Linked DNA regions of Homo sapiens: region 1 is linked to region 2. The links are chromatin contacts, found by Hi-C or POLR2A ChIA-PET in ENCODE. All regions are on one chromosome and are shown on one strand. Each heading gives the region's core, a stretch centred on a gene start or an enhancer-like site at or near the end of the contact. The rest is flanking DNA. Distances are from core to core; before and after follow the strand shown.

Region 1 (6,114 bases), core at 922-3,421, 630 kb after region 2:
TCTGTGAGCAAAAGGTATACAGACTGAGAGAGGGTTGTGTAGCAGCCCTGTTGGAAACTTACTTGCAGCCTTCAGCCTTATTAATTCAGTGTGCTCAGCTGTTGGTATCTTTGAGTCTTAGGGATTGTTCTAGAGATCCACAGGGTAGGCTGGAAGTGCCAAGGGATTTTCCTGCCCCAACCCAAAGCAGCTCTCAGCTAGTGACTCTTGGGAGATGGTGTATCAATACCCCAGCTCCCTCACTCCTCAGGTGGGATGAATTCTGAAGCTTGGATTTTAGGGCTTTCTAGAATTTGTCTGCTGGAGTGAGCTCCAGTCACCCACACTGATAACTGGCTTTAAGACATACCCTTTATTGGCTGGATTATTTCTCCCACTCCCATCTTGGGGCTTCCTGGAATCCCCTCCCCAAAAATATTTCTTGTCCCTAGTTCCTTATCTCAAAGTCTGCTTCTGGGGAAATTCAAACTAAGATAGTATGTGAGGAGGAGAGCAATGTGGTCAGGTTTGGGTTTCTGAGGAAGGGCCACTCTTTTTGTCCCTGTGGTTGGAAAGAGTCTCTGAAATGAACAATTATTAGTTATATTTTCATGTCTTAGAGTGGACAAGAGAGAGAGAAGACAGCCAGTTACGATATTCCCAGATGGCTAGGACACAGACCATTCTTCCAGATCTGGAAATGCTAACAATGTTTCATTACCACAGCCCTGACCAGCTTGAAGCAACCTTCCTCATACCCAAATCAAATACCTGTGTGGAGAGACTAAATCTGTCTAAAGGCGACACAACCCACCCCGACTCATGTGTTCATGCATGCACTCAATAGGAAAACAGGGCCAGGTGTGGTGGCTCACGCCTGTAATCCTAGCATTTTGGGAGGCCTAGGTGGGCATATCACCTGAGGTCAGGAGTTCGAGACCAGCCTGGCCAACATGGTGAAACCCCATCTCTACTAAAAACACACACACACAAAATTAGCTGAGCATGGGGTGGGCACCCATAATCCCAGCTACTTGGGAGGCTGAGGCAGGAGGATCACTTGAACCTGGGAGGCGGAGGCTGCAGTGAGCCAAGATTGCACCACCGCACTCCAGCCTGGGTGACAGAGTGAGACTCTGTCTCAAAAAAAACCAAAACCAAAACAAAACAAAATATATATATATATGAAAACAGAAGAAAAGGGCACTGCAAGCTGGAAGGTGTCCTAAGAGAGGATGGCACAGAGGGGATCTCCTAAATTAGCCTGAGCTTTCTTCCAGACCCTTCCTTCCAGGAATGCTAACATTGTTAGCATTTCTCCTAATGCATCCTGCAGAGCTCAAATATTTTCAGAGTGCCTACTTTGTGTAACCACGATTGCACCTCTGGCTATTTTTTAAAGTCCAAGAATAGCCTAGATCAGCCAGATGCTTATAGATCCTGCCAATAACCAGGCCCAGCTTTGCAAGAGCTTTGCAAGAGGTCAAGCTTTGCTTTGCAAAGGCCCAGCTTTGCAAGAGGTCAAGATGCTCCTGGCCCTGCTGGCTCCCAGAGAGCCTTCCTCTCCTCCCCTAAGCCTCACAACTCCCAGGAGAAGATTCTGCAGATGGAAGCCCCGAGGTCCAGGGAGGTTCCAGGATTCACCCAGGGTTGCTCTGCTTGATAGGTGCAGGATTCAGGGCCAGGAGGACCCAGATCCAAGGCACCTGGTCTGGCATATTTTCAGGCCCAGAGATGGGGAATGATCTGTCCAAAGGGGACTTCTGATGAAGGAAAAATGAGACAGTATTCATTGAATACCTATTGCATGCCATGGGGTGACGGTGGGCAGGGCCACATGGTCCCCAGCTGCTATGCTCTCCAGAGGGATGATCAGATTTGTCCCAAGTGTCCTTTACATGGCCAATTGCCATGCGTGTCTCATTATTCAAAAGGAGAAATTAACATTTAATAGAAAAGAAAAAAGAAAGAGATGGAGGAAGATGGGAGGATGGGAAGGAAGGAAGGAGGGAAGGAAGGAAGGAAGGAAGAAGGGAGAGAGAGAAGAGAAGGAGGGAGGAAAGAAGGAAGGAAGGGTACAGGGAAAAAGGAAAAAAGGAAGAGAGGAAGGAAGGAAGGAAGGGAGGGAGGGAAGGAGGGGGGAGGGAGGGAAGGAGGGGGGAGGGAGGGAAGGAGGGGGGAGGGAGGGAGGGCAGGAGACAAACCTCGGAAGGGCTGCCCCTCAGAGACATCAAGTGGAATATGAATACTGATTTCTAACCCCACTTCCAACTCCTGAGTGCTTTACGCTGGGCTACAAGGTTCTCAATGTCTCAGTGCCTCAGCGTTCTGATTTATCTTATGGAAGCCTGCCTCATCTATTCATATATTGCATTCTTAAACACAGAATAACAACAACAGCAATGACAACAATGCTAATAGCGCTCCAACAGAGCTTGCTGTGTGCCCAGCCCTGTTCGAAGTGCTCCCCAACTTTGGCCCCTAGGATGCTCAGGACGGCCCTCTGAGCAGGCACTGATGTCGTCCCCCTCACATGCAGAGAAACCAAGACATGAGCGTGGTCAGGTCGTTCGTGCAGAGCCACCGGGCTGGGGATGGGCAGAGCTGGAGTGTGTGGGCACAGGATCGGGGTTTGTCACCACTGTGCTGCACTGCCTCTGCACCCCAACTAGGCCTCACGCTGATGGAGACATCGCAGTGCATGGGAGAACATTCACTGCGTGGTGCTGAGGACGCAGCAGGCACTCGGTACAACCTGTTCCTTGCGTGGCCCGCTAGCTTTGGGTCCCAAAATAATCTGCCTCCTGAATCTGCAACTTTCTCCCCACCTGCTGGGCATTCTCTTAATTCAACCGAAGCCTCTCCCTGTCCCCATTAGGACGGCCACTCCCAACAGGAGTTCCCGGCCTGTGAAGGCCAACCGGTCGGGGCTCAGCACCCCATTATCATTCTGCCACTTTCCAAAGGAAATTATAAGCACTTTGTGTCAACCCTCATCTGTCCCGGCAGCCGCACCGCAGGAAAGCGATTGAGGTCAGAGAAGGCAGACAGCCTACCCATCACACCCGCCGCGGCCATTCCTCATGTAGTGACATGCAATCTCCCGCCAAGGGTCACCTCTGGGGAAGCGATTCCTTCAAGCCTAGAACAAGTGCCGAATTGCAGCTTTGCCGAATGATCATGTGGAACACATTGAAAATAGCCGCCTCAGTAATAAATGCTTAACCAAAGCAGCCCCTTCCTCCGGCATAACCAGGAGCATATTTACTGTAAATATGTTAACCAATTCATGCTGCAGCACATGGCCGAGGAGTCAGCTTCCCAGGCAGCAAAGAGCAAACCCCCGCTGGGCTGAGAAGGAGCAAGCCGCAAAGGAGAGGATTGTGTCCGCCAGGAAAAGGAAGAGGCAGGAAAAGGCACCTGGGACAGAGGAGCCTCCTGCAGGCCCCACAGCCCCACCCGACAGAGGAGTGGCGAGAAGGGGACTTGGCATTCTGCATCTTGCCGTCACCTCTGTGCCCCACGGAATCTGTGAGTTAAGACTGGCTCCAAGAGAAGTGGCGTTTGTGTTTCTCCTTCATTTCCTGCTCACATGGTGAAGTCCGTAGTGTGACAGCTCTGAACTCCACAGGATGAATCAGGGTCAGGGGAGAGGACAGGAGGAAAGAAGGAGCGAGAGAAAGGGGAGAGAGAGAGAGGAGACGGGAGAGTGATGGCGAGAGACAGAAATATGAATGAGAAACGGGAAAAAAATCGAGAAGATGATGAGAAGCCTGAAAGACAGAGAAAGCAATCTAAGATGAGAAAAAGAGCACTGAGAAAGAAAACATTCTGGAGGAGAGAGAAGGAGGGGCAGAGAGGGGAACAAGGAGGGGGTGGAGAGAGGGAGATTGAGAGGGCATGAGTTGTCTCTGGAAGGCTGGGTTTTGTTTCCACTGGGAAGAAAAAATGTTCTTTGTTATCAAAAGCCTTGAGTGACACCAGCAGCTCCTCCCCACCCCTCTCTAACACACTAGCACCTAGGCTGGTGTACACATACACATGCATACTCAAGTGTGCACACACACACACTAACATGCACATATTTGTACACACACAAACATATGCATGCACACACATATGCACATTCATGTGCACGCATGCATACTCGTGCACATACACACTAACATGCACACATACTCAAGGTACACATATATTCACATGCACCACACATACACACATGCATGTGCATGCACATACAAGCACACACACGCATATGCGCACACCTACTCAAGGCACACACATACACGCACACATTCACACATTCATACATGCACACTCATGTGTACACACACATGCATAGGCACACACACATACATTCACACACACGTATGTGCACACACATACTCACATGCACACATTCACATGCACACACTCGTGCACATACACTCACGTGCCCTCATACATGCACATATATGCACACATGCATGCACACATACATCACATCCAGGCACACAGCCATCTAGAGGCACACATACACTCTTACAGCACACAGTCAATTCCCTCCCCCTACCCCTGAACCTAATTCAGTCCCAGAACAGAGAGAGCAATACAAGGTCTGAGCCAAAGGAAACAGACCAAAGCCAGACTGGGTCTGGGTGTGGGGGAGGAGGAGGAAAGGGGTCGGGAGGAGGCAGCCCAGGTCAGGGGCCCAGAGTGGACCAGCAATGCAATTGGAATGGGAAAGAACCGTAGAGCCCCCTGAGAGGCTGCAGCCCCTCAGGCCTGGCCCTCAGGCCTGGGCCTCCCTTCATCCCAGTTTCAGGCTGCATTCTTAATCGGGCCACGGCCCCGGCTACCTAGAGAGACAGTCACACACTGGCTTCAAGACCAGAGAAACCCCAGCAAAGGGCAGCCAGCTTCTGGGCAAAGAGTGAAGCCACCGGCTCCCTCCGGCTTGCAGCTTCTCCTTTCTGAAGTGGGTGGGCAGTTTCCGGCCAACCTTTTGCCTCCTTCTCTCCAGCCGCCCCTGCTAACTCCCAGTAATTTGCCAAAATTAACAGATTTATGGCAGCATGTTGGTTTGGATCAACTTTTCGTATGTACTTTGCAAGAGAAAAACATTTTCTTCTCCCCCGACTTACTGTTTGCCCATTAATACGCTCCACATTCACTGGTGCTTAATGACTGTTCAAATTTTCTCTGTTCATAGAGAATGTTGTTGTTGTGATTAAGGGTGCCAGGGTGCTTGCAAGTACAAACACACCAAAGCCATGAAAAGGGCAATTAATTCTTTAAAAAAATGCAAGAGAGTGGGAGAGATTGGATGCTCTGTTTACAGAAAAGCAAGAAAGAAAACAGATATTTCTAAGAAGTGTCCTTCCAGGACAGCAACGTCTCCTGTAAAAATGTCTCCTGGAAAAAATGTTGAAATACAAATGTTCATGGAAACTGCTGTCCAGCAGACATTTGGTTATTCAACAACCATGTGTCAACTACTCATTATGGGCCTGGTTCTGGGGTAATTCATAAAGGAAGCCACAGGGTGTGGGCGAAGTGGACATCTGGGCCAGGACTGAAATCCCAGCTCAAGATAAGTCATCCCTTGCCTCTGAGCCTCAGTTTACCCATCTGAAAATTAGGAGGTGGAAATCCCAAGGGTGGCTATCAAAATTCAAGAGGACATGTGTATCAAGGGCTTAGCTTGCTGCTAGCACATAGTAAGTGTACAAGAACTGCCTGGTTCATTATTCGTTCACTCTCCTGAACAAATCAGTGGCCGTTTTAATGGCTTTGGTGTGTTTGGACTTGCAAGCACCCTGGCACCCTTAATCACAGCAACAGCACTCTCTAGCACCAGAGTACGTTCTCTGGGCCATGGGCCATGCCATGGGGCTGGATTTTGAAGTTACAACTTCAAGAAAGGCAAGTTTCTGCCCATGTATGGCTGATGATCCAACGGTGGGAGACAGAAACTACTAAACATCTGCAATGGCAACGTGTCCAACAGTGATAAATGCCTGAAGGGAAATAAAACAAAGTAAGATACAAAGCAGGGCCAAAGTAGATAAGGCCCTGCTGAGCTGTGTTGGATGATGTCATCAGGGGCCTGGGGAGGCCAGCAAGGTGACTTGTGCAGACACCCGAGTCGGGTGT
Region 2 (5,481 bases), core at 2,069-4,568:
CCAGTGCACCTATTTGCTCTCGCCTGGGTACCTACTTTTGCACTGGCTTTTCCCGTCACTTAGAATGTATGTCCCTCTGGTTTTCACGTGGCTGACTTCTTGTTGGCGCTCAGCTGAACATCACTTGTTCAGAGAAGCCTCCCCTGACCACCCTGTCCACAGTACTCTATCACTGCAGTTCTCAAACATTTTGGCTTCAGGCTCTTTACACTCTTGCCATATGACGCACAGTGCTAGCTGATTGCCTGCCTATCTTTGGGAACTTGGGTGCATTTTCAGCCTTTTTCTCAGAAAAGTGTTCTGGGCAGCCAGGCCCAGTTGCAGGTGTTTTTTCAAAGGCATTGTGGATGCTGGCCACTCACAAGGCTCAACTGGCCCCTGTTTCATTCATTCAGCAAAATGTTGTTGAGTCCTACTGTGTGTCAAATACAATGCTGGGTGCCCAGGGCACAGCAGACAGGCATCACCCCTGCAGAGTGCAAAGCCCAGGAGAGGCAGTGAATGGAAACTAGATTTGGATGGGGGACAGGGACAGAAGGAAACCATTGTAGAGACTCTGCCATGTTGTAAATTAAAACAGAGACGTTTTAAAAAGACTTGTTTATTCATGGAAAAATCACAATAACAATAATAAACCCATCGCATATTAACAAAAATAACACATGCTTTATTATGAATAACCGTATTTTCCAAAGCAAAATAAATTTAGTGAGAAGACAGCATTATTTTACTTTCTTAGGGTAAATCTCTTTAATGTCTGGCCTAATAGAAGACAGATTGTGTTGCATTCTGATATCTGCCTCTGCATTTAGTCTGTTGCATGTCAGTGTCGTGTAGCTCCTGGGAGTCCAGTCCGCTTTGTAGGTGCTCTGTGGCCCAGCCAGAGCTGTAGTTCACAGGAGCGACCAGGAGATGGTGGTGTTGCACCAAACCCTCACTGCTTATTATTGGAAACTCAGTTCCTCTCAGGGGCATTTGGGGCTGGATGCTCTACGGGATACTCTGGAAATCACAGAGTTTTAGGGCATTGAGTAGGACTTGGCATGGGTGGGACAAGGATAGGGACTGGAGAGAATGCAGCTGAGGACAGAAACTCTGGAAAACCACTCTTCATTTTTGCGGAGGGCTCCTTTTCTTTTCTCTCTCTCTCTCCCTCCCTCCTTCCCTCCCTCCCTCCTTCCCTTCCTCCCTCCTTCCCTCCCTTCCTCCCTTCCTTCCTTCCTTCTTTTCTTTTTTTTCCTTTTTTTTTTTATGGAGTCTCACTCTATCGCCAGGCTGGAGTGCAGTGACGCGATCTCGGCTTACTGCAACCTCTGCCTCCCAGGTTCAAGCGATTCTCTTGCCTCAGCCTCCCTAGTAGCAGGGGTTACAGGCGCCTGCCACTGCACCTGGCTAATTTCTGTATTTTTAGTAGAGTCGGGGTTTCACCATCTTGGTCAGGCTGGTCTTGAACTCCTGACCTTGTGATCCACCCGCCTCGGCCTCCCAAAGTGCTGGGAGTGAGCCACCTTGCCCAGCCGAGGGCTCCTTTTCCTAACAGAGGCCAAGCCAAGTGACTTCCCCTCTCTAAGCCTCAGCTTACTCCTCCACCAAATGGGCAAAGTACGCCTTTGGCTTCCATTCCATCCTGCCACTCTCAGCAGGGTTCACTATTTTGATAACACTGGTGTTTTCAGCAATGCAGGATCCCCCAACCATCGACCTCTGAGGCCTAGACTATTCCAAGAACTCGCTGATGCTGTGAGCTCTTCCTGCAGGCAAAACTGTTCCTTCTCTCTCCACCTCCAAACACACCTTCATTCACCTGGATTGAGTTAAAGTGGCCGGTACTGTTTTCCGAGTGTTTGCTCCATGCAGGCTCTGTGCTGAATGGTTTGGACACATTGATGTATGAAGTGCTCAGAAATAGTTTACGAGTTTCATTACCACCCCCATTTTATAGGAGGAGGCACTGAAGCTTAGAGAGGTGAAGAAACTCACCCAAAGACACATGGTTGGAGGATGGAGAAACCTGGATTCAAGGTGGTCACCACACCCATGGGGCCGCATCACCCCAAAATGCTGACTCCGTCTTGTGGGATCGAACCCAGTTACTCTTTCTATGCTGGTTTCTCTCCTGTCACTCCTTCTCCCTGCAGGGTGTTCATTGCCCTCGGGGATCTGAGCACAGTTTGTGATTTCATATTTATTGGCTCATTGACTGCTCCCCTGACTGTGAGCACCACAAGGGCAGGGGCAATGCAGCCTGCTTCACAGCTGTACCCTGGGTACCCAGTACTGCACTTGGCACAGAGTTGGGAGTCAACAACATTTTACTGAATGAATGAAACAAGAGTCAGTTGGGCTTTTCTAGTGGGTGGTGTCCAGGCAAATTAGGGAGTAGCCAGATCCACCCCTTACTGGTTATGTGACTTAGGGCTGATGACTTCCCCTGTTTGAGCCTCAGTTTCTCCATCTGTAAAATGGGAATAACTGTGTTCCTTTCTTTTTCTTTTTCTTTTCTTTTTTTTTTTTTGAGACGGAGTTTCACTCTGTTGTCCAGGCTGGAGTGCAATGGTGCGATCTCAGCTCACCGCAACCTGCACCTCCTGGGTTCAAGTGATTCTCCTGCCTCAGCCTCCCGAGTAGCTGGGATTACAGGTGTGTGCCACCATGCCCGTCTAATTTTGTATTTTTAGTAGAGATGGGGTTTCTCCATGTTGGTGAGGCTGGTTTCGAAATACCAATCTGAGGTGATCCGCCCACCTTGGCCTCCCAAAGTGCTGGGATTACAGGCATGAGCCATCGCGCCCGGCCCAACTGTGTCCCTTTCAATGAAGCTACCCGGATTTGGCAAGAGAGCATATGCAACGTGTCTGCATGTGATGGGCTCTCAATTCCTGTTTCATGTGTTGATGGTTTCTCTTGGCCTTGGGCAGGTATGGCAGGCCAACAGGGTTGGGGGAAGACAGAGTGGCCTGAGGATTAGACCGGGGAGCAACAGGACCAAGTCATGGAGCAAGCTGGCCGGCAGCTCTGGCCTCTTTATCCTCTGAGCCTGCCTGTGGTGAGCACTCAAGAAGCCACAGTCATGGCGGCCCAGTCCCTACAGTCATCTCTTGCCTGGCCCATGGCCTATAAACAGATCCTCCCCTGCAAAGCACCCACAACAGCGGCGTAGCCATGTAGCCAGGGGGACAGAGACCGCTGTGGGGAGCTGGTGCTGTTCAGCCTGAAACACTAGCGATTTCCTAATCTTCACTCAAGAGGCCTCTCCTGTGTGAAGGAGGCTTCCTCCCAGAGGAAAGCTCTGGAATGTAAGGAATGTGCCAGAGCCTCCAGCCCAGGCCCCAGGAAAGAGAACATCTTGGAGGCACAGGGCTGAGGGGGCATTTTCCCAGCCATCTCAGGGACGCCAGGCCACCGGGGAGCTCATACCAGACATCACCTTCTGGCAGTGGGGTCAGGCCTCAACCGCCTTTACGCTTTCCCAGGTTCTCAGGCTGGAATGACGGAGGCCCCGTGGACTCTCACGGTCTTTGATTTCAGCCTCTCGCCCAGCACCTGCACCCCTGGATCTGGGGCCAGACCCTGTACTGGGCACTGAAGTACAGAGAAAAATGAAGCTGGCTCTTGTCTGAGCCAACTGGAGGTGGGACAGGTCCAGTGTCAAGTCTGGATTCCCATACTGTGTCACCTTGGACAAGTCACGTCAGCTCTCTGAGCCTCTGTATCCCCATTTATAAAATGGGGGTAACACTAGGATCTTCTTTCTAGGATGGTCACAAGGGTGAAAGGCCCCCATGTTCCTGGTGCCATAAACAGAAATTATTATTGTTACAAAAATGGCTGTAACAATATCTCCCATCCCACGTGCGCCTCTTATAATGTGACTTTGACCCTTCTCCCCTTGACTCTGGGTGGTTTGTGACTTTGGTGGAAGTGATGCCATGTGACTTCCAAAGCTAGTTCATAAAACGCGGGAGGGCAATACTCACTCTTGGAACCCAGCCACCATGGTGTGAGGAAGCCCAAGCAGCTTCAAGAGGCTCACGTGGAGAGGAACCAAGGCTCTCACCCACAGCCTTGGCTGAGCTCCTGGCAATCCTATGGATGAACCATTTTGAAGGTGGGTCATCCAGCTCTAATTGAGTCACTGCAGTGGATACTGCATGGAGCAGAGACAAACTGTCCACACCAAGCCATGCTCCAATTGCAGGTTACTGAGCAAAATGATGGTAGTTTTAAGCCTCTAGGTCTTGGAGAGGTTCATTATGCAGCAATAAACAAGGATACAGTTCCTTTTAAGAAACAACTTTGTTTCTGTCTCAGCTGATCTCAGGATCTTTTTTCCCCAAATCCTAGTCCCTTCCAGCATTTTCCATCTCAGGAAAGAGCCCCAGTCTCTCCGGTTGCTTGAAAAAGAAACCTGACAGTCATTTTTCTTTCCTTCCTCAATCTCTGTCACAGCCATTGTCGAAGTCCTGTCATCTTACCGCCTAAATCTCTCTCTTTTTTCTTTTCTTTTTTTTTTAAGAAGGAGTCTTGCTCTTTCGCCCAGGCCTGACTGCAGTGGCGCTATCTCTATCTCGGCTCGCTGCAAGCTCTGCCTCCCGGGTTCATGCCATTCTCCTGCCTCAGCCTCCCGAGTAGCTGGGACTACAGGTACCCGGCACCACGCCCAGCTAATTTTTTGTATTTTTAGAAGAGACGGGGTTTCACCGTGTTAGCCAGGATGGTCTCGATCTCCTGACCTCATGATCCGCCTGCCTCAGCCTCCCAAAGTGCTGGGATTACAGGCGTGAGCCACCGCGCCTGGCCTTCTTTTTTTTTTCTTTTGAGACAGAGTTTCACTCTGTCGCCCAGGCTGGAGTGCAGTGGCACCATCTCGGCTCACTGCAATCTCCGCCCCCTGGGTTCAACCGATTCTCCTGCCTCCCGCCACTACGCCTGGCTAATTTTTGTGTTTTTAGTAGAGACAGGGTTTCACCATGTTGGCTGGGCTTGTCTCGAACTCCTGACCTCAAGTGATATGCCCGCCTCTGCCTCCCAAAGTGCTGGGATTATAGGCATGAGCCACCACATTCGGCCCTAAATATCTCTTCTCACTTTATTCTATCCCCCTGACATTGCCCCAGTCCAAACCACCAGCCTTCTGTTTTGGACAGCTGTGGCAGCTTTCTCACCAGCCTCACAGTTTCATAAGGAAAACGGGAATCTTGATATATGAATGATGTACGGAATAAGAAAAATCATCAGTGTTCAGTTTCCTTCACCTCCAGTGCTGTGTCTCTGAGCCCTTCATTTGTTTTTGCCTGGACTGTTCCCTTTTTTCCCCACATGAGCCCAGGATAAGACCCCTCCGGTCACTACATCTTGTCTATGCATAACACCCTCCTTGACTAAGCCTGAGCGAGTTCACTCACTGCTTTGGTCTCTGGGCAAGCAGGTCCTGTTTATTTTTTTTTCCCCATCTAGACTTTAGATTTGGATTCAGTAGTA

Evidence for each region. Hi-C counts contacts between places; a loop is a spot of excess contacts on that map. ChIA-PET counts read pairs that join two places held with the same protein, here RNA polymerase II (POLR2A). Pooled maps may share reads with other maps.
Region 1: a loop to region 2 is called in a map of chondrocyte, with 2.6 times the contacts of the local background. The contact joins the promoter of LINC02554 here to the enhancer-like site in region 2. A Hi-C loop is called at or near these places in 4 of 168 maps with a recorded cell type or tissue (MCF 10A, chondrocyte, colonic mucosa and 1 more), 1 of 37 single-sample maps with no recorded cell type and 3 of 50 pooled maps. POLR2A ChIA-PET finds 5 or more read pairs at or near these places in 2 of 52 experiments (H1 and WTC11).

What each region holds. Positions count from the first base shown.
Region 1 is chr22:27,308,480-27,314,593 of GRCh38, forward strand. It overlaps LINC02554 (long intergenic non-protein coding RNA 2554), which reads left to right and starts at 2,172. Exons shown (of 2, transcript NR_134581.1): 1 at 2,172-6,114. RefSeq lists enhancers at 2,143-2,917, 2,918-3,691 and a silencer at 5,642-5,843.
Region 2 is chr22:26,678,298-26,683,778 of GRCh38, forward strand. The region is part of intron 1 of MIATNB (MIAT neighbor); the gene reads left to right. Among named protein-coding and RNA genes, the nearest start is that of MIATNB, 8.2 kb to the left of the region's middle. RefSeq lists enhancers at 2,447-3,271, 3,272-4,095. Within about 2 kb of position 3,319, at least 3 of the 41 ENCODE cell types and tissues checked have a DNase peak (open chromatin) inside an H3K27ac peak, as active enhancers do.